Regions from separate parts of the Homo sapiens genome. Here regions 2 and 3 are each linked to region 1. Evidence: chromatin loops called from intact Hi-C (ENCODE). Cell type or tissue: HCT116. All regions are shown on one strand. Links, peaks and the distances in the headings refer to the core of each region. The heading gives the core; the rest is flanking DNA.

Evidence for each region. Hi-C counts contacts between places; a loop is a spot of excess contacts. Peaks named below come from ENCODE experiments on the same cell type or tissue, not always from the same donor. Only the 100,000 strongest peaks of a DNase experiment are listed, where the experiment ranks them.
Region 2: it touches region 1 in a loop (4-fold over the local background); 13 of 110 quality-filtered maps call a loop at or near these places.
Region 3: a loop joins it to region 1, with 3 times the contacts of the local background. A loop is called at or near these places in 5 of 110 quality-filtered maps.

What each region holds. Positions count from the first base shown.
Region 1 is chr18:49,017,750-49,025,969 of GRCh38, forward strand. It overlaps DYM-AS1 (DYM antisense RNA 1), which reads left to right and starts at 5,954. Exons shown (of 5, transcript NR_148999.1): 1 at 5,954-5,990; 2 at 6,473-6,560. RefSeq lists an enhancer at 7,618-8,220. In HCT116, for the core only: a CTCF peak has its summit at 4,246 (motif pointing right); DNase peaks (open chromatin) are centred at 3,952 and 4,202; H3K4me3 peaks cover 1,099 bases; H3K27ac peaks cover 1,056 bases.
Region 2 is chr18:49,234,620-49,242,839 of GRCh38, forward strand. The region is part of intron 13 of DYM (dymeclin); the gene reads right to left. Among named protein-coding and RNA genes, the nearest start is that of MIR4744, 190 kb to the left of the region's middle. In HCT116, for the core only: a CTCF peak has its summit at 4,035; a DNase peak (open chromatin) is centred at 4,012.
Region 3 is chr18:49,443,315-49,451,534 of GRCh38, forward strand. All of the region lies in intron 1 of DYM (dymeclin), which reads right to left. Among named protein-coding and RNA genes, the nearest start is that of DYM, 13 kb to the right of the region's middle. In HCT116, for the core only: a CTCF peak has its summit at 4,706 (motif pointing left); a DNase peak (open chromatin) is centred at 4,687.

The sequences.
Region 1 (8,220 bases), core at 2,172-7,171:
TCAAGCGATTCTCCTGCCTCAGGCTCCCAAGTAGCTGGGACTAGAGGTGTGTGCCACCACGCCCAGCCAATTTTTGTATTTTTAGTAGAGACGGGGTTTCAGCACGTTGGCCAGGATAGTCTCGATCTCTTGACCTCGTGATCCGCCTGCCTCGGTCTCCCAGAGTCCTGGGATTACAGGCGTGAGCCACCGCCCCTGGCCTGGCCGGCTCCTTTCTAAGGTGGATCCGGGTGCAGGGTCCACCCTGCCTCCATGGTCCCCGCCTGCACCACCCCAACTCCTACTCATGGGGGTCACGATGCTGCCCTCCCAGGGGATTCCCCTGCTGCAGACCTGCCCCACCTGGCCAGGCACTATTGGGGAAACCAAGGCAGGGGCTTTGCCCCCACTCTGGGGAGTCTGAGGAGTGGCATGAACCCAGGAAGACACAGGAGAAGGAAGGGACAGGCGGGCCTGCAGGAGCAGCCGAGCTGAGCTCCTGATGCCTAAGGGGCCTGGGTCTGGGCCTGAGTCTGCGCCTTTCCAGGAGGGGCTGGGCTTCGTGCAACCGTGAACTCCTAGGGCCCCTTCAGCAGGCCTTGGCTGGCCCAGAGGCCCTGAGGCAGTTCTGCCAGTCCTTACGAAGCAATGGCCCTGCTCAGGGTGAGGGAAGAGAGGCCCAGGCAGCCTCGCTTCATTTCCAAGGCCGCCATCTTCATTTCCAGGGCCGCCATGTCCCCAGCTCTGGGGTGGCTTTGCCCTTGGAGGCTGGTAACCCCAGGAAACCTCTGCATCTCCCTAGCTGTGGTCAGCAGGCCCCTTCTCCGGCAGACCCTGCCCCTCGCACCCTACAAGGATAAGCAGGGTTCCCTGGTGGCAAAGCCTTGGGCCAGGCCTCTATCCCTGGCCTGGGGGTGCCCTGGCCTCGCTTATTCTCATCCCCGACCTGAGCTCAGCCTGCATGGCTGAGGGACAGAGGCCACTGTACCCTGGGCCTGGGGTTAACGGTGTCATCTGCTAAGCCTCCACTACCGAGAGCGCCACCAAGTCCTCTCCACGCATGTTCACATCTAACCTCCACAGCAGCAGCCTGAGGAGGATTCTATTAAACCGCGCCGAAACAGAGTGAGGTCTAGAGAGGGCGTGTCCTCGTCCTGGGAAAGGACAGAGCAGGGACTTGAAGTGTCCCGGGAACTGATCCTCAGCCCGGGGATTGCTGTGCCCCAGGATCTGCCGGCTCCTCCGACACCTCAGACCCCCGCAGCCAGGCGTGAGCAGGGGGCCGCCAGCTGGGGCGTTCGGGGCAGGCCTTCTGCAGAGGGCTGTCTGGTTCATCTCCTCACCGCCCAGGACATGGCTGGGGAACCGCTCAGGCCACGGCAGGGGTGGGAGGGACTCCTGCCCGCCAAGGGACTGGAGTTCTGGGTGCAGGTTGGGGAACCAGTCTCTAGGGTAGGGTCCTCAGGCGGGGCCGCCCCAGAGCGCCCTTGGCATTGGGCACACACCTGCAAGGGGCCCCTCCAGGCCTGGGCTCTGGGGCACCAGTGTCCCAGGCCTGGCGGTGCCATCCTGAAGGGAAGCAGAGGCGGGAGAACAGCGGGTAAATGAGCTGGGAGCCCGGGGTTATGGGGGGCACAGCTCTGCCATCCAGCCCTGGCCCACCCGACAGGCTGAATGACCTTCCACAGTCTTTGTCCTCTCTGGCTGCAGGCCACAGCTGTGAAGTGCAACTTTCCCTCAAGGACACCCAGCCAGGGAACCCCCCTCCCACCTGGAGTCCCCCTGGTCCTATGACATAAGCCCTATCTTGGCTGCAAGTGTGTGCAAGCATGTGAGTACGAGTGAGTGAGTCAGTGTGTGTAAGCAAGTGTGTGCGTGTGAATGTGAGTGAATGTGTGTGATGTGTGGTGATGAGAGTGAATGTGACTGAGCATGTGTGATGTGTCTGGTGTGTGGTGAGTGTGAGTGAATGTGACTGAATTAGCATGTGTGATATGTGGTGAGTGTGAGTGAACGAGCATGTGTGATGTGTGTGGTGTGTGTGGTATGTGAGTGTGAGTGAATGAGAGTGTGTGATGTGGCGTGCGTGTGTGAATGAGCATGTGTGTGGTGTGTACAAGTGTGAATGTGAGTGAATGTGTGTGTGTACTGTGTGTGTGTGATGTGTGGTGTGTGTGTATGAGTGAATGAGCGTGTGTGTGGTGTGTACGAGTGTGAATGTGAATGAATGTGTGTGATGTGTGTGTGTGAATGAGTGTGTGTGTGTGAATGAGTGTGTGTGATGTGTGGTGTGTGTGTATGTGTGTGTGTGCACGTACATGCGCGGATCCCTGTGAGTCTGGGACTGAGTGAGGAAAAGTGCTCCAAGGTCCCCCAGGCCACACATCCACTGTTTCCCAGCAGCCTGGCTCCTGCTGTAACTGCTGAGCGTGAAGAGCTGGTCCCCAGGCAGCACCGGGGTGACAACCATGAATGTGCTCCACACAGGAGCGGGGTGTCAGGCAGGAGGGGATGGTCTCTCTTGCCATCAGGCTGCCCTGGCTGTAACCCTCGCTCCAGCTTCCTGCCCCGGCATCCCCCAGCAGCTCTGGGGCAGGAGGAATCGTGGCCAGCCCTAGGGACAGGGGACTTGGGTGGATATGCAGACTCCCCCACCCCCGGCCTTCTTCTCCACCCAGGGAGGCTGCCCTTTGCCCCTCACCCTGTGCCCCATGCCTCTTCCACCCTCACCCCTTCTATAGATCGTCACAGACCCCAAACCAGGCTCCCTGGTGGTGGCTTGCTGTGGTTTGGGGTGGAAGTCTGGCAACCCAGACCCTACCCCCATTCCCCCATCCTGGCACCTCTGCTCTCTGAATCCCCTGAAGGCTCAGGTGGCCTGAAGTTGTCTTTCTTGCCTCTGGGGAGCTGACATTGGAAGCCCCAGTCATGGCCTCTCCCGAGTCCAGACCTATGTCTCCGGTGGTTTCTGCATGTCCACAGGGATGTGTCATCCCCACTACAGACTCGGCATGCCTGAAAACAGCCTCCTCACCTCCCCTCGGCCCCAAAACGCACCACCCCCTCCACTGACATCCTCCCAGGCGCCCAGCCTGAGGCCATCACCTGGAATCAAATCCCACCAGCACGGACAGAGGCGGCCGCGTGGCGGGCAAGGGGAAAGAGGCGCTGGCTCTGGAGCTGGGGAAGCTGGGTCCAAGCCCCTGCAGTCCCTGTGTGAGCTGGGGCCCAGAGCTACCTCCTGAGGCCTCAGTTTCCCCTCTGTTTCGGAGCTGGTGGGAGAGTGACTGAGACTGGGTGAAGTGTGTGGAGAGTGGCAGGGGGCTCGTCCAGTGTGGGTCCCGGATCCCGCATGGGAACCCTTGCAGTCGTCAGGGCCTGGCTGCAATTGCCTGTGAGGGCCCTGCCTACCCTGGCCTCCCCTCCGCTCCCACACAGCTGTCCAGTTCCACCATGACCTTTGCCAAGCCATGCCCCGGCTCAGACCCCTCCAGGGCCGGCATGGTCACCACACTGGAGTCCAGTGCCACTGCCCCCACTGCCACAGCTGGGCCCTGGCTACCCCTCTAGCCCTTCACCAGGACATCCCATCCCCACCTCTCCAGGCAAAGCGCACAGCTAGTGTGGTCCCCCACCTCCATCTGCAGCACGCAGCCCCCAGGGGCCCTAACTCACCCCCTCTTCCCTCACAGGGCTTCCCTGCCGTCCAGTGTTGGGTGAGAAAGGTGGAGGGGACATGTAGCCCCGGATGGAGGTGCAGCACCAACGAGAGAGCTCCGGCCTGTGGGAGGGACGCTCAGGCTTAGGTCAAAGCCAGGAGCTCCGGGAAACCTGGGTTCAGCCGCCACGCCCCACGGAGGGGACACACCCTTCCCTGCCTGATGGCAGGGCCCATGGTAGACAAAACCCATGACCTCACCTCTCCTGGCTCCAGGGCTCAGCCCTGCCCACTTCTGGAGAATTCCATGACTCAGGTAACAGAGGAGGGGCCTAGCCAGTCTCAGAGCCAAGGTCACACCGCCCTACACCTTGCTGTCCCCACAGCATCTGCAGGAGGAGCATGCCAGGACCAGAGACCCAGGGAGCAGCCTCACCAGAGGGAAAAGAGCCTGTAGAGTGGTGAGCTCAGGTTTGTAGCTCCCGCAGGCAGGGCATGAGGGGCTGGGAGGCGGGGCCTGGGCCTGGCGTCAGGGAGGTTACCTAGCAGACGGTCCCACAGTCCACACTCAGGGCTGCCAGGTACAGCTGCATGGGTTGTGCACTGCTTAACTGCAGAGGGCGCCCCACACACAGACTTGACATGCTGGCTGGACCACAACGTGATGGCCCTGATTGTTACACACAGACACATACACACGCACGTGCACACACATGCAGACACACACATACATGCACACGCATGCATACTTGGGTCCACACAGCCTTTTTTTTTTTTTTTTTTTAAAAGAGGTGGGTCTTGCTCTGTCACCTAGCCTGGAGTACAATGGTATGATCATAGCCCACTGTAGCCTCGACATCCTGGGCTCAAGCAATCCTCCCGCCTCAGCCTCCTGGAAATATAGGTGTGTGCCACCACACCCAGCTAGATTTTAAAATGCTTTTTAGTGGCAAGATCTCACTATGTTGCTTAGGTTGGTCTTGAACTCCTGGGCTCAAGTGATCCTCCCGCCATGGTCTCCCAAAGTACTGGGATTACACACAGCCTCTTGGGGAGTTATTTCACACCTGTGTCCTAATGGGCTCACACGGCCTCTGCCCTGTTTAAGGATGGCAACAGTGAAGTAAAGGAGTGACTGTTGGGCAGGGGAATGGGCTTGGAATGGAAGAGCTGACCTGAAACCACTTTGCTGGGCCTGCCACATGTTCTCAAATATCAAAATCATCATCACAGCCCTAACTAGGACCCACTGGGCCAGGGCTGGGGCCACCCTCTCCACTGGCCATGGCCTCAGCTGAGTGGAGCCACTTCCCATTCTCTGAACCTGCCTTGATTTGGGGCTGACCAAGCCCTTGCTCATGGTGTCCCCAAGCTGGATCTCCCCCATATGGACTTTGAGGCACAGATGAAATGTGACGTTGCACGTGGAGGCTGCCCTGGCCCCTGGAAGGCCTGCACCACCCACCCCCGAGGCTGCAGGCTCTCCCTTCCCTGGGCTCCCGCCTCCCCTCCCACAGGCGTGCCCATGCCTTGCCTCTTAGGAGCTCCCCTCGGGATAACACTTCCAGCAACACACACCTGTGAGGCATGGACCATGGATGCATCAGGCTCTGCTCTGAGGGCGCCACCTTGCAGCACGGGCTTAATCTTCGTAACAGCTTTGCGTGAACATCAATTATTACCTCCATTTTATAGATAAGGAAATGGAGGCCCTGAGAGGTCCCACAGCCAGTACGTGCTGGAGTGTGATTGGAACCCAGGTGGTCTGTCTCCGGGGTCCATGTTCTTCAGCCCCTCTATGATGCTGCCTTCCCTCTTTTCAGGCTCTGGAGTGAATGGTGATGGAGCCTTGGCTTGGTGTGCTGGACACTTGCTTGGTGCCCTGAGCCACCACGTCCAAGTCCAGCTACTGTGAGGTCCCATGCTGGGAGGAATCCCAGGCCCTAGGCCAGGTTCCAGCTGACAGCCCCGGCTGAAGTCCCAGACCACAGCCAGCGTCGCCCCCCAAGACCTGAGGGAAGACATTCACGTCCAGGTCATTTTGGCTCCAGCTTTGGAGACCTGCCAGTGAGCCCTAGACATCATGGACGGGGCAAGCTGCCCCTTCTGCGCCCTGTCCGATCTCCTAACCACAGAATCTGGGTGCATAAGAAAACGGTTGTTTGAAGCAGCTGAGTTCTGGCGTTACTTGTCATGCAGTAACTGATAAACAAAACAGCTGCCACCTGCTTCCTGCCCACCCTGTACAAAGACTCCTGTCACCACGGAGCCTGGCACCTCTGGGTGGCTGAATTCATTGTGCTCATTTCTGCGTGACCTTTCTTCACCTCTCAGCCCCATTCCAGCCTTCTCGGTGATACCCTGGCCCTTGGCTTCTATGACCCCTTCTCCCTTCTGTTCCTTCCTCCTCCTCCATGCCTGGGCCTCAGTTCCCCCCAAGGAGCTCCCTTCTGTCCAGCACCCCTAAATGTGGGTGTACCCCAGGATCTCCACCTTAGCTTATGCTTATCTCCCATGCACAGGACCCCAAATCCATGTCCCCGGGGCAGACCACATCCTGGGTGGCCTGTGGGACGTCTCCTCGGCAGCCCAAAGCACCCTGGCCCTGGCCTGCCTCTCCTCCCGAACCTCCTGCGGCCCTTGTCCTGGTCACCTGGTCTACTGAGCCGCCTCTGGGGTGCCGCAGAGAGATGGTCCAGGGAGGGGCTGTACAAATCAGGCCAGGCTGGAGGGCTGATGGGGAACCCTGGGGCCTTCATCCCCAGGAGGAGGCAGAATCAGAGTTCACAGGGAGAGAGCTGCCTGGGAGCAGTGGACCCCACGTTTCTGCTTCAGGGATGGACAGCTCTGCTGGGTGAGAAGAAAGCTCAGGCTGGCGGGGATGGCAAAGGAGCTGCTCTCGGACCCCCAATCCTGTGTATGGGTGGGTGTATGTTGGGCAGGGAGTGTGGAGTGGGGAGGGCCCCTGACAGAAGAGGAAAGCAAAGAAACGTGGTTAAACAGGGAAGCACTGAGGGTCAGACCAAAGTAATGAGAGGCGTCTGGTGTTGTGGCTAAATTATGTCCCCCCAGTTCCTCCACTGAAGTCCTAACCCCTGGTACCTCAGAATGGGATTGTGTTGGAGATGGGTTTGTTTTGTTTTTGTTTTTTTGAGACAGGGCCTCACTCTGTCCCCCAGGCCGGAGTGCAGTGACATGATACGGCCCTCCCCAGCCTCTACCTCCTGGGCTCAAGAGATCCTCCTGCCGCGGACTTCCTGGTAGCTGGGATGAGGGGTAGGTACCACCATGCCTGGCTAATTTTTGTATTTTTTTGTAGATATGGGGTTTCACCATGTCGCCCAGGCTCGTCTCAAGCTCCTGGCCTCAGCCTCCCAAAGCAATGGGGTTACAGGCATGAGTCACTGTGCCTGGCCCAGAGATGGGGTTTTTAAAGAGAGGTAGTGAAGTTAAAGTGAGGCCATATCGGTGGGCCCTGATCCAACATGACAGATGTCCTTAAAAGAAGAGGAGATTAGGGCACAGATAAGACACAGACCAGGGGCAACCGTGCGAGGCCGCGGCAGGAAGGTGGCCGTCTGCAAGCCCCACCACTAAGGGCAGCTGCTCCAAGAGCCAGGCAAGGCCTCTCCAAGAGGCCTCAGGGGCAGCCAGCCCTGCCCATGCCCTGATTATGGACATCCAGCTTCCAGAATGGTCAGAAAATACACATCTGTTGTTTCAGCCGCCCTGTTTGTGGCACTTTGTCGTGGTGGCCTCAGCGCGTGAATACACCCGGATTCCGTGTGGAGCTGGGAGAAGGGGGTGTGTGAAGGGTGGTTTCAGACGAAACTGTGCCTTCCACCCCCACCCCCCCAGACAGGGGGTCCTCAGGGCTGCCCACACCCCCTCGCCAGCTGGCTCTGTAGCCCCTCCCCCAGTTCCTGAAGGTTCAGTCCTTTGCAACATGCAGTGAACCTAAAAGGAAATCTGGAGGTCCTTTAAGAAACACCTCCCCACCCCACCTCCCAAGATGCTGTATCAGCAACAGCCTCCGAAGGTGCCCAGACACAGATACCTGCATGAACACAGCATGACTGTCATCCATTAGCATCCCAGTGTTACAAATTTGTTCTAAAATTGTCCAAAGGACATGGAAAATAGCCCCGCTTTGAAGATGTGTGCATTTTGAGATGGCCGTCTCACCACATCTGGTTTCCTGGTCTCTACGCCCAGGAGGAGGCTGAGTTGGGGCTTCCTGCTCTCTATGGGGTGGGGAGTGGCTGGTTTGAGGATGTTTCTCTGCCCTGGACACCCCTGCTCTGCCAGCTCTGTCCTGGTGGGGCTTTAACTGGTGCAGCCAGTGGCTGGGCAGGACCGACCCTGAGCAGGACTCACCTCCCTGAGTGCCCCCTCTCCACACACCCTGGCACCAGCCTCTCCCAATGACAATAGATCCTTCAGCCCCTACATCCCTCAGCCAACAGCCCCCTGCCAAGTGGAAGCCTCCTCCTAGCCTCAGGGCGGGCCAACCTCCCCTCTGGCCTCCACGGCCTCTGAGGTCTGTAGGGAAGAATGTCATCCCCATTATGCAGACTGGTGAC
Region 2 (8,220 bases), core at 1,871-6,870, 220 kb after region 1:
GTGTGATAGGCAGAATTTCCCCTGCTCAAAGATGTCTATGCCCTAATGCCTGGAACCTGTGAACATGTTACATTACAGGTCAAAAGGTAATTTGCAGACATAATTAAGATTATTGTCCTTAAAACCGGGAGACTATCCTGGATTATCCAAATATGCACAATCTAATCATATGATCCCTTAAAAGCAGAGAACTTTATCTGTCTGGAGTCAGAGACATGTGGCAGAAGTCAGAGGGATTTCAAGCATGAGAAGCATCATTTGATGTGCCAGTTAGATGCAGGGGCCCACATGTAAGGACCAGAGAGAGGTTTCCAGGAGCTAAGCAGCCCTCAGGAAGGCAAGGGGGAACTCAGTTCTACAATCACAAGGAACTAGATTCTGCCAACAACCTTAATGAGCCTAGTGGTAGATTCTTCCCAGAGCCTCCCAATATGAACCCAGCAGGCCTACAACTTGATTTCAACCTTGTGAAACCTGGAACAGAGAAACCAGCAGAGCCAAGTCAGATTTCTGATCTACAGAATTGTGGGATAACAAATCTGTGTTGATTAAGCAGTTAAGTTTGCAGTAACTTGTTACAGCAGCAAATGGAAGCTAATACAGACTTTCTGGAGCAGAGCCTCCTTATCAGTCTCAGAAGGACTGCTCTGGACTTTACCTGGAGATAGAGGAAATTATTTCTTCTTTAAGATACTCAGATTTTAGGTTTTTCTCTTATTCACAGTTGAACCTAAATCTGACTGATACACCTGATGAAATCCTTTCAACACATAGCAATATCATGATCAAAAGCTAAAGAATAACAGAAGCTAAAGTGAAATACTATTCAAGTTGTGAAAAAAATTTAAAAATAGATGTAATGATATAAGTTAAACAGACTTTAATAAGGCCTATTTTCACTTTCTTAGTTGCAACAAAGATATGGTGTGATACTTCAAACTTAATAACATTTAGTCTGTGGCCCAATTTTAAGAAAGTCCTTTTTTAAGTGGCCTGACATTACACTGCTACCAGTCAGTGTCTAGACCAGTCAGGGTCAGTAATTACTTACGAGATAGAATAAGACCAATCAACACACACCAGCAAAACAGGTGCAAATGATATGGTAGGAAATAAAAGTAAAATTTCCAGTAAGTACCATATATCACTGTGAAAGAAAAAAAAAAACTGTGGCTTGAAAAAATGCCTAAAATCTTTCGATCATCACACAATATTCACTCAATTTTGTAAGTGCAATATAAAAACATAATACTATAAAATTTTCATATTCTTTTCCTCTTCATAAGGAATCAGAGACTTCTGCAAACAAAACTTGTTTAAACTAATTCAATTCTCATTTTAATATGAAACGTTTGATTTCTAGCTACACAAGGAGTACAAAATTTGTATAAAACACTGATAATTTTGTTTCAACTTTTTTGTTCTGGAATGTCCTATTCACATTACAGGTGTCACTTTGGATAACTTAAAAATTAAAACCTTTTTAAAAAACATATTTCAAAGGACTTCCAATTCTCCCTCTTATATGAGAATGGCCTGCGAAATGCCCATTTACAAATTTTTAAAAAATATGTAAATAGGCCAGGCACAGTGGCTCACACCTGTAATCCCAGCACCTTGAGAGGCTGAGATGGGCGGATCACCAGATCAGGAGATTGAGACCATCCTGGCTAACACGGTGAAACCCTGTCTCTATTAAAAATACAAAAAATTAGCAGGGTGTGGTGGCAGGCGCCTGTAGTCCTAGCTACTCGAGAGGCTGAGGCAGGAGAACGGTGTGAACCCAGGAGGCGGAGCTTGCAGTGAGCTGAGATCGTGCCAATGCACTCCAGCCTGGGCGACAGAGCGAGACTCTGTCTCAAAAAAAAAAATAAATAAATAAATAAATAGCCATTCTCAGTCATGTTACTGGTACTTCAGAACTATTTGAATTTGATCAAATATACCCCACTTTAGGAAAACTAATATATGGAAAGAAGAAATTGCTTTATAAATGGCAAGATTCAGGAAGGGAAATAGGCAGGGGTAAATTCCAAGAGCCAATTAACAATGGGAAATGAAAACAAAGTCTTTTAAAAATAACAACGTAAGTAAATAGGAAAATGTGAACTTGCTCCCAAAAGGCCACTCCGTAGGAGCCGGGCCTGCAGAACTCCCAGCCTCTGAGGTAGAGGATGAAAACAACATGCACGCGAGAGTCAGATTAGTCCAAACCATCTGCTCTTTGCAAATATAACTTAGCAAGGTGAACCAAGGAATCAGTGGTCCCTCATCTTGAACTTGCTCCTGCTAGACTTTCAGTCTTTTTCCTTGTTGCTTAACGAAGCTCAAGACACACATCAGATCTGGGAGCAGTTCACCTAGCCCTACCCTCTTGAAGAGAGAAACTCTCCTGCAGTTGCTTATCCAGGTATCTTCATGCTCAATTTTATTAAGCAAATTATCCATAAGGGTCTCCTGCTTGGAACCCGGGAATCAATCACTTTATGGGACAAGTACTAAAGGACTGTACACACTGAAAGGTTAGGTAACTTCCCAAGATCACACGGCTGGCAAGAAATGGAGGTGGGTCTCCCATTCCAGTGTTCACACTGTCATACACTGTCTCTGATGCATGAGTGAATATTTTCTTTCCAGAGCTGTTTGTATGTGTCTAGACATGCATTTATATAAACAACTTAAATGTCGTAATATATGGCATTAGCAATATTCACTGGATAAATTCAATGATATTTTGAGGCCATATATCTTTCAACATAGATTATATTATGGAAAATGCCTATAAAACTTTTTTTTTAAATTGCATATACGCAAGTAGAAAATCATCTAGAGTGTTATACAACAAGACATCAATTTAAGGATTACTTGGAAGCAGACATTATATTAACAGTTGGCTTCAAGTTTGTCTCTATTTTTTGTAATCAGCTTATGTTACTTTTGTTCTTTGAGTTATTTTTGAATCATTTATTCTAAAAATATTTATGTGCCATGTATTGTTATAAGGATACCATTAGTGAAAAAAATAAAGATCACTGCCCCTTTGGTGCTTACATGGTAAGAGATGAGAGGAAAAACATACACAGTGAAAAGGCTAGCTCTCCTCCCACCCCATAACCACTTTTATCAGTTTCTTGTGTGTCCTTCCAGAGTTTCTGCATGTAAACAAAGATAAATGCAAACAAATATTATTTTCCCCTGCACTAATCACATACTACATGTATTATTTCATATCTTGTATTTTTCACGTAATATATCTGAAAGAGCCTTCCATCAGTACCTTACTCTTTTTTTTTTTTTACAGCTGCACACTACTAGATCAATGTACCATATTTAAGTAGGTCTCTGTTGGTGGATATTTGAGTTGTTCCTAATCTTTTGCTATTATAAAAAATACTCCCAAAATAAACTAGTACATTGTCATTTTGCACAAATGCACGTAGGATTGCTGGGTCAAAGGGTGATGTTATTTGAAATTTGGATGGATATTACCACATTCTTCATAGGAGTTGTACCAATTTACACTTCAACCAGAAAATTTTGAGACGGTCTGTTTCCACATAACCTGGAAAATGGATTTTTCTAATCTGATAGGTAAGAAATAGCATGTCAGTGAAGTTTTAAACTGCAATTTTCTTATTAGACTTAAACTGTGCATTTTAAGCTATATTTAAGAGCTATGTGATACCCTTTTAAGTAACCTTTAAAATTGTGAAATTTGTGAATGCATCATCTTTAGGCAAATTGGTTACTGCCTCCATAGTGTCTACATGCAGCAATGGATCTGGCTTGAATTAATTAGCTATGTATTAATATTATTATTTAATATAATAGTATATAATAATATTATTTCTTCACTCTTGATGTTAAGAAAGTTAATAGCCAGGATTAGACTATAAGGATATTAACTGTTGTATTAGTTCCCCTAAGCCTAGCACAGAGCCTGGTGCACCTTAGTGTCCAATAAAATGTTTGCTTAAAAAAATGAGCAACAAAAAAGATGTTTTCTTTGGAAGTTATAGTGCAACAGCACCACCAAGGGGGAGCTTTAGCTAAAGCATCTCCCTATCAAATTTCCTCCAGCTGAATCGCTTGAACCCAGGAGGCAGAGGTTGCAGTGAGCTGAGACCATGCCATTGCACTCCAGCCTGGGTGACAGAGTAAGACTCCGTCTCAAAAAAAAAAAAAAAGAAACACTCCTCCAGCCAGATTTCCAAGCCACTGTGAATACATAATCAAATTGGAGACACTGTGAATGCTGTTTAAATGGCACTTGCAAACAACCCTCAAACTCCACCCTCCAAATGCTGCCCCTCAGCCTCTCTTGTATAGAACTTGAGCTGTTATTGTCAGAGTGAACATCCAGCCTGCCACACTGCCACAAGATAACACAGCCCTACATTTTCTCAGACTAAAGACAAGATTTGGTCAATATCAACAACTCAGTGGCCAGCAAGTGCAGCCACATGAACATGCATCTTACAGGAACTCTGTGCACTTGCTCCTCTTCCATTTTGACTATAAGTGAAGACACCTGTACTAGATAGTGGACATTTCCTGCTCATCAGAAGAAACTATGGGAAAAAGTCAGGGAGAGAATGTTAATGTCAAATGTAAATTAAAGGAAAAAAATGCAAAGAATAGCATTTGAATGGATTCAGCTTAAATTTTCTATTTTGAACAGAAGCCTGGATATTGATCTTAAGAATGAAAGTATTCATTTTCCCAGCTACAATAAGCAATAATTTATAAAACTTAATTCAACAGTCTCCTAGCAGTCTTGTGGCAGCTAGCATCCAAAGATGGCCACAAATGAACCACATCTCCCAGCACTTATGCCCTTCTGTGGTTCTTTCCTCTTGAATCTGGGCTGGTCTCGTGACCTGCTTTTGACCAATAAAATGTAACATTCAGGGATAGCTGAGCTAGGCCATAAGAAACCTTATAGTTTCTGCCACTCTTGGGATGTCCCCTCTTGGGAACCTGCCTGCGTTGCGGTGAGGAGGCCAAGCTTCATAGCAAGGTCACAAGAAGAAGAACTGAGGTGTTCCAGGCAACACCTCAACAGATCTCCCAGCTAGCATCAACTGCCAGCCTTGAGATGGGAGCACACTGGACACCCAGCCCAGCTGCTCTACGATGGCAAACAAGAGACCACAAGTAGAGAATCAGTTAGCTAAGCAATCAACCCAAAGCCCTGTGGAGGTCATTACAAATTGTTGTTTTAAGCCACTAAGTTTTGGGGTAGTTTGTTACACAGAAATAGACAACAGCAACAAATTTATTTCATAACCACACCCAGGCAAGATAAGCAATAAACTTAAAAGGCAATTTAGTACAGTAACATTGTTTTTTTATGACTTTTTAGAATAGAGACCATGAGCTCTTACAGAGAATAAACATGATTTATATATTCTGTATACCCCTTCTCTTTCAACCTCTGATAACTATGTTCTCAATAAATATTTATTAAATGGAAGCATGAATAATACAAATATAGTTAAATATTGATTATACTGATGGAAGGAAGGTATAATTCAGAAATAGTAGATATTTAAAAGTATATACACTGAACTCTGTAATACAGACATGCTCACATCCACTCTACCTATCTCATCCTGAAAGGGCATTAGAGTGCTGGTTCTTATACTTTTCTCAGGGCCCCTTTCAACTCTTAAAAATATTAATGAGAACCCCAAAGAATTTTTTCATATGTCAGTTATACTGACAGATATTAAAACTGAGAAAATATTAAATATTTACTAATTCATTTAAATTTAATAATAAACACATTACATGTTAACATTAATACAGTTAATGAAAAAGCCCCTTTAGTCATTTGAGAGATATTGGTTCACTGAATTATGCAGATCTTCCAAATGTTGACACATTTCATCAAATAATAGTTTTTAAAATCCATATTTACTAACATCATTGATGTTATAACAAAAGTCTAAATTATTAGGAAGTTGTCAAACTCATGATGCCAAATATAAGTTTTTCGAAATTTTAATTTTGACTTGAAAATTTTTTTTATTGGCAACCAACACTGGCAGTTTCCTCTCTGCCAAGACTGTCTCATGTTCTTTCGTGTAAAAATGCTATTCCATCAGAAAAGTGGCTAGTTCAGCTCACAACTCTATCACACACCTGCTTTTCCTCAAGACAATCATTGGAACCCAGTATGGAGTAGAAGTGCATTATGTGAGCTTCTAGTTTTACAACAGAAAATATCAAAAAGATGTACTCAAGGGTCAAGATTTATAACAACTAATCATTTTTACTATTTCGCCAAGGACATTTTTCAGTGAAGATGGTTTTTATTTTACCACAAATGTGTGTGTGGTTGTGGAAAATATAGTGAGTACTAGTACAGTTAGGCACCACTTGATTTATGCTAAGGTCTCAGCAGTTTTACCCCAACTTTGCTATTGTACCCTTGATGCAAATGTCAGCACAGTGGAAATGGCAAATGATGTCTTATTATAAAAGGCTTAGACTCCATGGACTCTCTGTGGCCCACAGAACACACTTCGAGAATCAATGCACAGAAGTGATCCAAGACTGCACAGAAACTTTATATAGTGGACATTCTACTCACTCACAACTGAGAATCTGAGTGCAGGTATAAGGTAGATGATGTCTGCCTATCCTTTTCAGCTTTATCAATGTCAGGTCTGCCAAAAAGAACATTTCTACGCTAGGGTCAAACTTGGATTTCAATTTCAGCTCCACACTATTAGCTACATGACCTTGGCTAAGTTTCAGTCTGAGTCTCAGTTTCCTCACCTATTAAACAGAAATTCTGTACCTTATAGATGGCTAGACTTATAATTAAATAAGACAGCATCCATATAACACTGACTAGCAATATGAGTGATAGAGTAAGCCCCGAACTCAATCAGATTCTAAATGACTAAGGACCAAAACTATGGCTAATTTCCATGTTTTGGAAGATGGTGGTAACCTGATTTTATTTTTCTCTCCACCACTTGTAGAGGGACCAAATAATAAATGGATATTCATAAAAATGTACCTCTTTACATAATGCAATTCTGATAGATGAAATGATGTCAGGAATTGCTTCCAAATAATCCAGGGTAGGGAGAAAAAGGAGGGGAAATAAATGAAATAGTTTGTCAAGAACTGATATCTGCCGAAGGTAGGGGCTGACAATCTAAAGTTTCATTATATAATTCTCTTCAAACATATTTCGAATTTTTCAAATTAAAAAGGAAAAAGCTGATCACTCATTTGAGGCTTCTATAATAATTATGCTTCGACTGTCGTTAAGTTAATAATGTACAAATTCAGTTTCTACGATAAGTCACCTTCTACGCTGCGAGTTATCAACCATTTTCCCAGCACTACAACATGCACCACACATGTTCTTCAGGCGTCTTTCTGCAAAGATGAGTCAGACAGGCTGCCTGGAGTTACACTCCACTTGCTCTCACCCCACCCCACCATTCCACTGTGGCTGAGAACTGCTGATCTAATTTAAAGTAATCTGGGCTGGGTGCAGTGGCTCACGGGTGTAATCCCAGCACTTTGGGAGGCCGAAGCAGGCAGATCACCTGAAGTCAGGAATTTGAGACCAGCCTGGCCAACATGGCGAAACCCCATCTCTACTAAAAATACAAAAAAATTAGCTGAGCATGGTGGTGTGTGCCTGTAGTCCCAGCTACTTGGGAGGCTGAGGCATGAAGATCGCTTGAAACTGGGAGGCGGAGGTTGCACTGAGTGGGAAGTGCCACTACACTCCAGCCTGTGTGACAGAGTAAGACTCCGTCTCAAAAAATAATAATAACAATAAAAATGCATAAAGTAATCTGAGTATTTCAACCATCTTATAACTGTAATATACATTGAAAAATAAAGTTTCCTGAGTAAGAAAACAAATTAAAATTGGATGAAGGTCAGCTTGACACACAGCCTCTAGATGGGTTGTATTTTAATACATGGTTTATTTTCATCACCTTGTGGGAGTCAAGTTCGATGAAGGAAGTTTTGCGTCTTCTGTAGGTCACTGAAAGGGAAGTACACCCAAAAACGTCAAGTTATAACTAGCGTTATTTTTGTTTGTTTGTTTTTGTTTTTTGAGACGGAGTCTAGCTCAGTTGCTCAGGCTGGAGTGCAGTGGCGCCATCTTGGCTCACTGCAAGCTCCGCCTCTGGGGTTCACGCCATTCTCCTGCCTCAGCCTCCCGAGTAGCTGGGACTA
Region 3 (8,220 bases), core at 1,871-6,870, 430 kb after region 1:
TGGGTAGTTGCTACAGAGATCATATTTGGTGCCCTCATCCCTTTATACTCTCAGTGCACCACAAATCTCAATGACACGGTTTACTCAACAGCATTTCAAGTGTCATGAGTATTGCCATACTATAACTATTTTACCAGTGACTATCACGTCAAAAAAACAGAAGTACTCTGATGTCACACTTGTAAGTCACAGTGGACTGTAGATTGTTTAAATCTAGTTAGATGTCAAAGTACTTTATTATGTAAAAGCATCACGAAGCTGTGCCAGCAAAATACAATATAGGAAGTATTACTAGACTAAGCACTCATCACAATATCCCGATATGCCCTGCCACACAGCATTCACTCCCAACTCATGAGAGCAATGAGCAGGAAAATGGGCAAATGTAAAACAAGATATACCTCCTCAGAGCAGAATGTCTTGCCAAAAATTAAAAATGGAAATAGGGCTGCAACCGAAGTAAATTTCCAAATGGCTCATTTGTTAAGCAAGCAAGGAAAGTATTTGCCAATGGTGAGTTAATTAAATTGTGTTTGATTACAGCAGCCAAAGAATTGTGTCCAGAGAAAATAAATATCTTTAACATCCTACTCTTTCCATGAAAACAGTGGCTCGAAGTACAGTATGTATGAAACAATTACAGCTATGAATATTTTCCAAAAAATCAAGGAAATACTAATTCAGCACAATCTGAAGTAGAATCTGCTAAGATGTGTAACAACTGATGGTGGTAAAAATATGTATGAAGCAGAAAAAGGCTTAGCTGGACAAAATTTACAAGCCTTGTGAAATGTAAGGTGTTTAAAGCTTATGGCTATTAATCATATTCTCAATCAGCAGGTACTCTGCAGAAAACATCTGAATCTATCATGTGTTATTGAACCGTAATGTCACAGGTAAATTTCATTTGTTCTCATGACATTTTTGTCAGAAATAGAAGCTAAATATCCTGACGCGTCCTGCCACGAAACAATACAATGGCTTAACAATGGCAGAGTTTTACTGAAATGTTTCAAGCTCCAGGCTGAGACAAATTTTTCTGAATGAAAAGAATGACCCTCAACTACTATTGTTGCTGCAGACTTGATATATCTGTTAATGAATTCAGCCTAAAGTTAGAAGGACAACAGGGTCTACGTGCAAAACCTATATTGAGACAGTCATTTCAAGGACAACTAACATTGCCTAAGTCACAAGTCATGTCAAGATGCTTCATGTACTTCCTATGCTGTCAAAAATTAAAATAAGAAGATCTCTACTGCCACACAAATATGCAGCAGACATATTTTCCAAAATCAAATATTTCCAGCAGTATTTTTTCATACCTCAATGCAAGTAGAAACGAACATTCCACATTTCAAAAATCATTTAACTGTGCAATGAGGAGCTTCTACCTAATCCTCAATTGGAAGTGATTAGTCTGCAGTGTAATGATTTGCTAAACGTTAAGTATCAAGAAAAGAGTCTAAAAGAATTCTGTAAATGTCGTCCAAGCAATGAATATGCTCTATTAAAACCATATGTTCACAGACTATTAGCAGTATTTGGCAGTATCTAAGAAGACATTTTCAAAGATGAAATACATGAAATCTCATTACAAATCAGCATTAATAGGTGGTTAATGCTGCATCTATAATCAATTTTGATGATAGAGAACACTAACTTTAAACTCCAATTAAGCCAAATGTTATCCCCTCTCCTCCAAAAAAACATTCATTCTTCTCATTAGCAAACCTTTATTGCAAAAATTGTTCTCAATCATTATTAGTATCGCATTTTGAGCTTTATTAATAAAAAACTTGTAGAAATGTTTTCTCTCTTGTTATGTAAGTACTTACATAATGAAATAATTAAATAATTTAAAATATCCTTCATTTTGCCTCTTGGCTGATAAAGCCTGAAATATTTATGATTTGGTCCTTTAGATGAAATGTCTACCAACTCCTAACCTACATGAATAAACTAAAGCAAAGAAAGGTTAAGTAACTTGCCCAAGATTATAGAGCTAGAAAGTGGCACATCAGGTTTTAAACCCAGGTAGGATAGGTACAGAAACCATTCTCTTTTAACCGTTTCATATTGCTTCATGAAGCAAGAGTAGGATGTCATAAAAAAGGAAATAAAGAACAAGAAAGGACACCTGAAATTTAAAACAAAAGAACGGAGAAAAGATAAAAGTTAAGGGAACTCCCATAATAAAGAACAAGAGGACAAATAAGTGAAAAACAGGAGGAGAAAAAATAGAAAATTTAAAGAACAATTTAGAAGATTTTAATATATTAATAGTAACAGTTCCAAAAAGAAAGCACAAACAAAATGGGGGATGTTACACTGTCAAGTCAGGCATGGTGGGGATCTGAGATTTTACTTTACTGACAAAGCTGAAAAAGGCATGAAACCTCTGGAACAGGGACACAAAACAACTGCAATAGCAGTAGCCAGAGTAACACCTTGCATCAATTTCTTAGGCACTAAATCCCACAGGCCGTTCAAAGTATTTGGTAAAAATTAATAATATATCCATGGAAAACTAAGCAAACTAGGGGGAGGGAAGGGGAAACATGGTGAAGTACTCACCAGCAGTGAACAATATTTATGTAGTCATAATAATATAAAAGCTAAACACTATATTAACCAAGAATTCTTATATACCTATACTGGAAGTGCTTTTAGAAATAGGGGAAGGAAAGGGAAGAATACCCCACCTACCATAACAAGAAGTTAATATGTATTATCTAAAATTGATAAATCACAAAATAGCAATTTAGGCAGATTTATAAACGCAGAGGTAAGAATCAAAAGAAAAAGCTTAAAAGAATTTTTAGGGCCAGGTGCAGTGGCTCAGGCCTGTAATCCCAGCACTTTGGGAGGCCCAGGCAGGAGGACCATTTGAGGCTAGGAGTTCAAGAACGGCCTGGGCAACACAGTGAGACCCCATCTCTACCAAAAGAAAAAGAGAGAGAGAGAGACAGAGTTCTTAAAAGTAACTGCCTCTGAAAATGAGATTAAAAAGTGGGGATGGGTAAGGATACTGCTGATTTTTTATAACCTGCCTTTATTATTATTTACCTTTTCTAACAATATACAAGTATTACTTTAAGTAGAAAAAATATCAAAATAAATAAGAGAGAATGAGCTTTACTATTTCATAATCAATGATTCATATAAACAATTCAATGTGCAAATACTAAAGAACAAGTACAGGGTTGAAAAACCAAATAAGCCATATATAAGCTACATCACATTATGGTTACATTAAGCACAAGAAGCCTATCAACAGTCAATAAATATTTCCTGAGTGCCCACTATGTGGCCAGCAGTATGCAAAGTGCCAAGGTTAAAGTTGTGAAGAAGGGAATGATATACAGAGATACGGATACATCAACAAGAAATGTTAAGATGGCAACTATTCAAGCTTCCAAGGGAAAGCTTCCAAGAGTTCATACCATAAAAGTTAAGACCAGCTGGGTGCAGTGGCTCACGCCTGTAATCCCAGCACTTCGGCAGGCCAAAGTGGGTGGATCACCTGAGGTCAGGAGTTCGAGACCAACCTGGCCAACACGGTGAAATTCCGTCTCTACTAAAAATACAAAAATTAGCTGGGTGTGGTGGCAGGCGCCTGTAATCCCAGCTACTTGGGAGGCTGAGACAGGAGAATCACTTGAAACCGGGAGGTAGAGGCTGCAGTGAGCTGAGATCACGCCACTGCACTCCAGCCTGGGCAAGACAGAGGAAGACTCCATCACAAAAAAAAAAAAAAAATGTTAAGACCTAAAGGACAAGAAGGGTTGGCCTGGGTGGATGTGGGAGTTCAGAAACTTCCAAAGCAGAGAACAGCACGTGTGAAGCCCTGTGGTTAAGAAATAACAGGTAGGGCCTGTTCAAGGACCTGAAAGAAGTTTAACATGGCTGGAACAGAAAAGGAATCAAAGCAGAAGCATAAGAGACCAGAAAGTACCTTTTTCGAACACGTCTCTTTCTCAAGGAGCTGCTCTCCTCTCTCCTTTCTTCTGTCTATTAAGCTTTCCACTCCTTAACCCACCCACATGTCCGTGTCCTAATTCTTTCTCGGCAGGCAACAACAAACCCTAGGGTATACACCCCAGATAGTGTAGCCACTTCATAATGGCAGCTTTGTCCGGGATACCAAGGTACAACATTCATAAGAACGGTAAGGGGAAGAGCGAACTCTAACTCTGTCCTTTCATTCCAAGGTTCTCGGCTTCCATTTTAGACCTTTCATGGAGGACTTAGCTGTCGTGTGGGGCTGGAAGAAGTCCTGGGGCAACTGAGGATTTCTGGCCGGCGCTACCCCCTGGTGTTATCCAAAGGCTTCTGGACCCCAGCCGCCAACCGCCCCAATGCGGTGTCGGCAACAGGATCTCCAACTTTCCTATTGTAATCTCCTCCTCTCCTGTTCGCAACCGTCATATCTCTTATCCTCTCTGTATGAAATGTGTGGGAAGTTTTATGGTTCAGGGAAGTAGTCTTGTTTGGTAAGATCAGGGAATGTCGTAGTAACAAGGCATATAGCTCAAGGGGAAGCGTCTTTGTGATTTTCTAAGAACAGGGCTCCCTGACCCCCCAACAGTGAGAATCTCTCTTTCTCTGCCCTTGGTCTGGAGAGCACATGGCATTTTCCAGGTCTCTCTCTGCCCTTGGTCTAGAGAGTATGTGGTGTTTCAAGGTCAACAGCGCCACCTAGTGAAATAGGAATCCTCTCCATGAAGCACACTGTCAGTCCAATGAAACATCCTAGCCTCCCAATTCTCTTTCCTTTTTGTGCCTCTCTACTAGAAACCAGGCTTTATGCTGGTTCTGTAAATGAGAAAACTCTGCCTTCAACAATTAGGGGTAAAATATTCCTCCAAAGCCAAAATTTAGTCTCAATACTGTCTCATCAGCAGGAAAATGGCCATTCAATCCCTAAGTTTTTTTAAGCCACCTATTCTGCCTTCAATTAGAGTAGTACTTAATTAGTAAGGGAATTTTAAGTTTGGAAGTTAACTGGAACCATTATCTAAGGGTAAATGCTTCAGCACAGGCCATAATAGCAGGATACAGAGTTCAATCTAGCACATCCCCTGCATTAAAGGGGCCTTGCCCAACTATTATGTAGTTTTTCTTGAAATCCATTTTTCAGGAAGCCAGGCAAGTCACACAAGTCTAGGAAGTTAAAGGGAAATCACAGGCAGAGGACTACAGCCACTTGGGTGAGCATGACTAGCCCCAGTGACTTAGTTCCTCTGGTTCCATGACTGGGGGTCACACTTGCAACCATGGGCAGCATGTTCAACAAGGTGCCTGGGACCCAGGAAACACAGGGGGAAAAAAGCAGGGGGGATGCCCCCACTGCTTCCTCTCCACCATGGGTCACACCAAAAGGAAGGAGACTAAAGGGCCACCTTTTTCTCTAAGTGGGTACCATCTTCATCCTGCACTCCCCTGGAGTGCATTCTGAAGCACAAGGATTTCTTTGACCCTGAAACTTTAAAAAGCAGCTCATTTTCTTTTGCACAGGGCATGGCCTTTTTACTAGACCTTTGCAAGCGTTACAGAATTAACCCAGCCCTTTTAGCAATCATATTGAGCAGGCCCAAAGAGAATAATTCCCCAAAATGAGAGAAGCAACTTCTGGGGAAATCATCTGAGGCAGCTATTGGGTGTCCCAGCCCTTCAAGTCCCCCTTATTTAGGGCCACCTCCAACCATACCACCAGTTCTTCCACCTCCACCATCTCCAAAATTTCCCACTCCCCACTTTCACTCTTACCTCTACAGGAAATGCCCAATGGAGGTGATGTCACTAGGGTTCAAGTTCCCTCCTCTTTGCAAGACCTTAGGCAAATAAAGGTGACTGAGGCCAATTTTCTGAAGACCCTGATAGGTATATAGAAGCTTTCCAAAATTTAACTCAGGTGTTTCACCTCTCATGAAGAGATTTTATGTTGCTTCTAAGCCAAACCCTAATTACAGCTGAAGAGCAGGCAGCAAAGAAATTGAAAGATAAGCAACGTTTCCTATAGTAGGCCTAAAACGAAAAGAGAAAATAGGGAAGGCAAAGAAATAAGAGAAACACAATTCCCAATAGGAAGAGAGGCGGTACCTCTTGACAACCCTAACTGGAATCCCCAGACTTTTCTATGGTGTTTTTCCTTCTTTCACAGTGTACAATGGTTCCTATCTCTTCCTGTATAATGTTCCTCCAAAGTAGGAAAAGTTAATTTCCCCAAACCTTAAAATGGTTGACTTAGAGTTGAGCTAATGGGAAGGGAACCCAGAAGCCTGACATGCTGGCAAAAGGGTAAAAGTTTTTTTACCAGTCAACATTTTGGCTTATCTCTTCCTGTGCAAACCAGTAACAAGGATAATAAGGATGATTGTTTATTCTCTGTAAAGTTTTAATTAATAAAAAAGAATTTGTGAGGTTGGTCTTAAGCTGTAACCAATCTGGTGTGCTTTGTGTGTCTTTCTGTAGCGTTCTGTCAAAAGAAAGGGTACCTTAGGTTAGGATGCAGGCCCAGGACCCCATAAGCCTGACTTTGTCTGGGTCCTAGACTCCACACCTGGTATATAATTAAAATCACTTACTAACCAGGTTTTTTACCTAAAGTAAAAGTTGCTGAGAGTTAACAGTGCAACATGTATTTGAGATCTCTAAAGTTTTATATGCAAGGCTTATAAAAACAGTGAAATGTGTTTTTTAGTAAAAGATTATAAGAAAGCATGAAAATATAAATTTTGCCCAGGGATAAGAGATTATCTTAAATTTAATAAGACAGAGCTAAAGGTTTAAGCAAGTTACAGGAAGACAAAAATTAATCTTGCAAAAATGTATAAACATTAACTAAATTCAAAAGGGTATTATATGGTCTTTTCCTAAATTGAGCATTGAAAGAAAAACACGGCAAGGCTGTCTTAAGACACTAATCTGCCGTTTAACAAAAGGGGTTGTAAAGGGTTTGTAAAGACTTCACCCCATGGTCATTGGTTAAGATTAGGTGAACTTTCCTATGAGGTTTTATCAAAAGGTTGTTTACAACTTTAATAAACTAATACAAGGGTAAAATTTGGCTTTAAACAGGATTTTCATGTAATAGTAAAGGATGATGAAAGATTTTTTCCTTTTGTGACATCATTTTGGCAAAATAAATAATGGCAATTTGGAATTCTATTTCATAACATCAAGTGTTTTAAACCTCTAACATTTAAAAGGCATCCCAAAATCAAGCTTCAAGTTTCAAAATTGTCCTTCCTGATGCCTGGCTTTCTGGATTGTTCAGAAGGCCCCTGAAACATCCAGAGAAGAGGTAAACAGGATTATCTGACATGTTTAGTCACATTAGAATTGCCAAAACGATGTCCAATCTTCTTTAAGTTATATTTTGGTGAATAATACTAATATATGTTCCAAAATTGTATGGGATTTCTAAAATTCTAATGTCTAAGTATATACTATCAATCATAATTAAGGTTAACTAAACTTTTTCCGTCATGTTTTTAACTGTAACCTGGAAATTTTGTCATGCACAGACAATTGTTGTTTTGCTTTGTTCCTTCTGAAAAGACAGTTTATAATCAAGCTATATTAAGGACTTTCAACAGGTGTCCTCAAATGCAGGTTTTTAACAGCTTTGAAGATTGTAACATTGGAAGAGAGAAAGAACGTACAGGACTCATGAACTGAAATGTTCACAAATATCAAGCAAAACAAGAATTGACTAAATGGACTACACTCAGAAAGCTAAAGCAATCTTTTTGACTTTTGCTTGGAATATTGCTGATCCTTGGTTTGTTTTTCAGAGTCAAGGAAACTTATTTTGAACTATTTACAGCCTTTAATAATTGAGTAAGGTATACTCCTGTGAACAAAACTTGAAGCATGATTGTTTCTCTCTGCCTGGTTCCTCTAATCTGTGAGAACTCTTAACTTATGGCAATATAGTTGTTTGCATCAGTGAAATAAGAATCCATTTTTCTTTTTCAACAGGACACAAATGGAAAAACTGGCTATTTTATCAAGGCTTTGACTGGAAGTGTATGCTTCCCTTTAAGGAGTCAACCTCCACTTGCAGAGCTGAAAAAGCCCCATGGGAAGAACTGGCCTCATACCTTGTCTACACAGTCCCCGCACAGGGTTCCTAACCTTTGGTCAGTAAAGAATGTCACTTTCTAACAGGTCCAGGAGCTCCAAGTTTATCTTGGGACCTTAAGAGAAAAG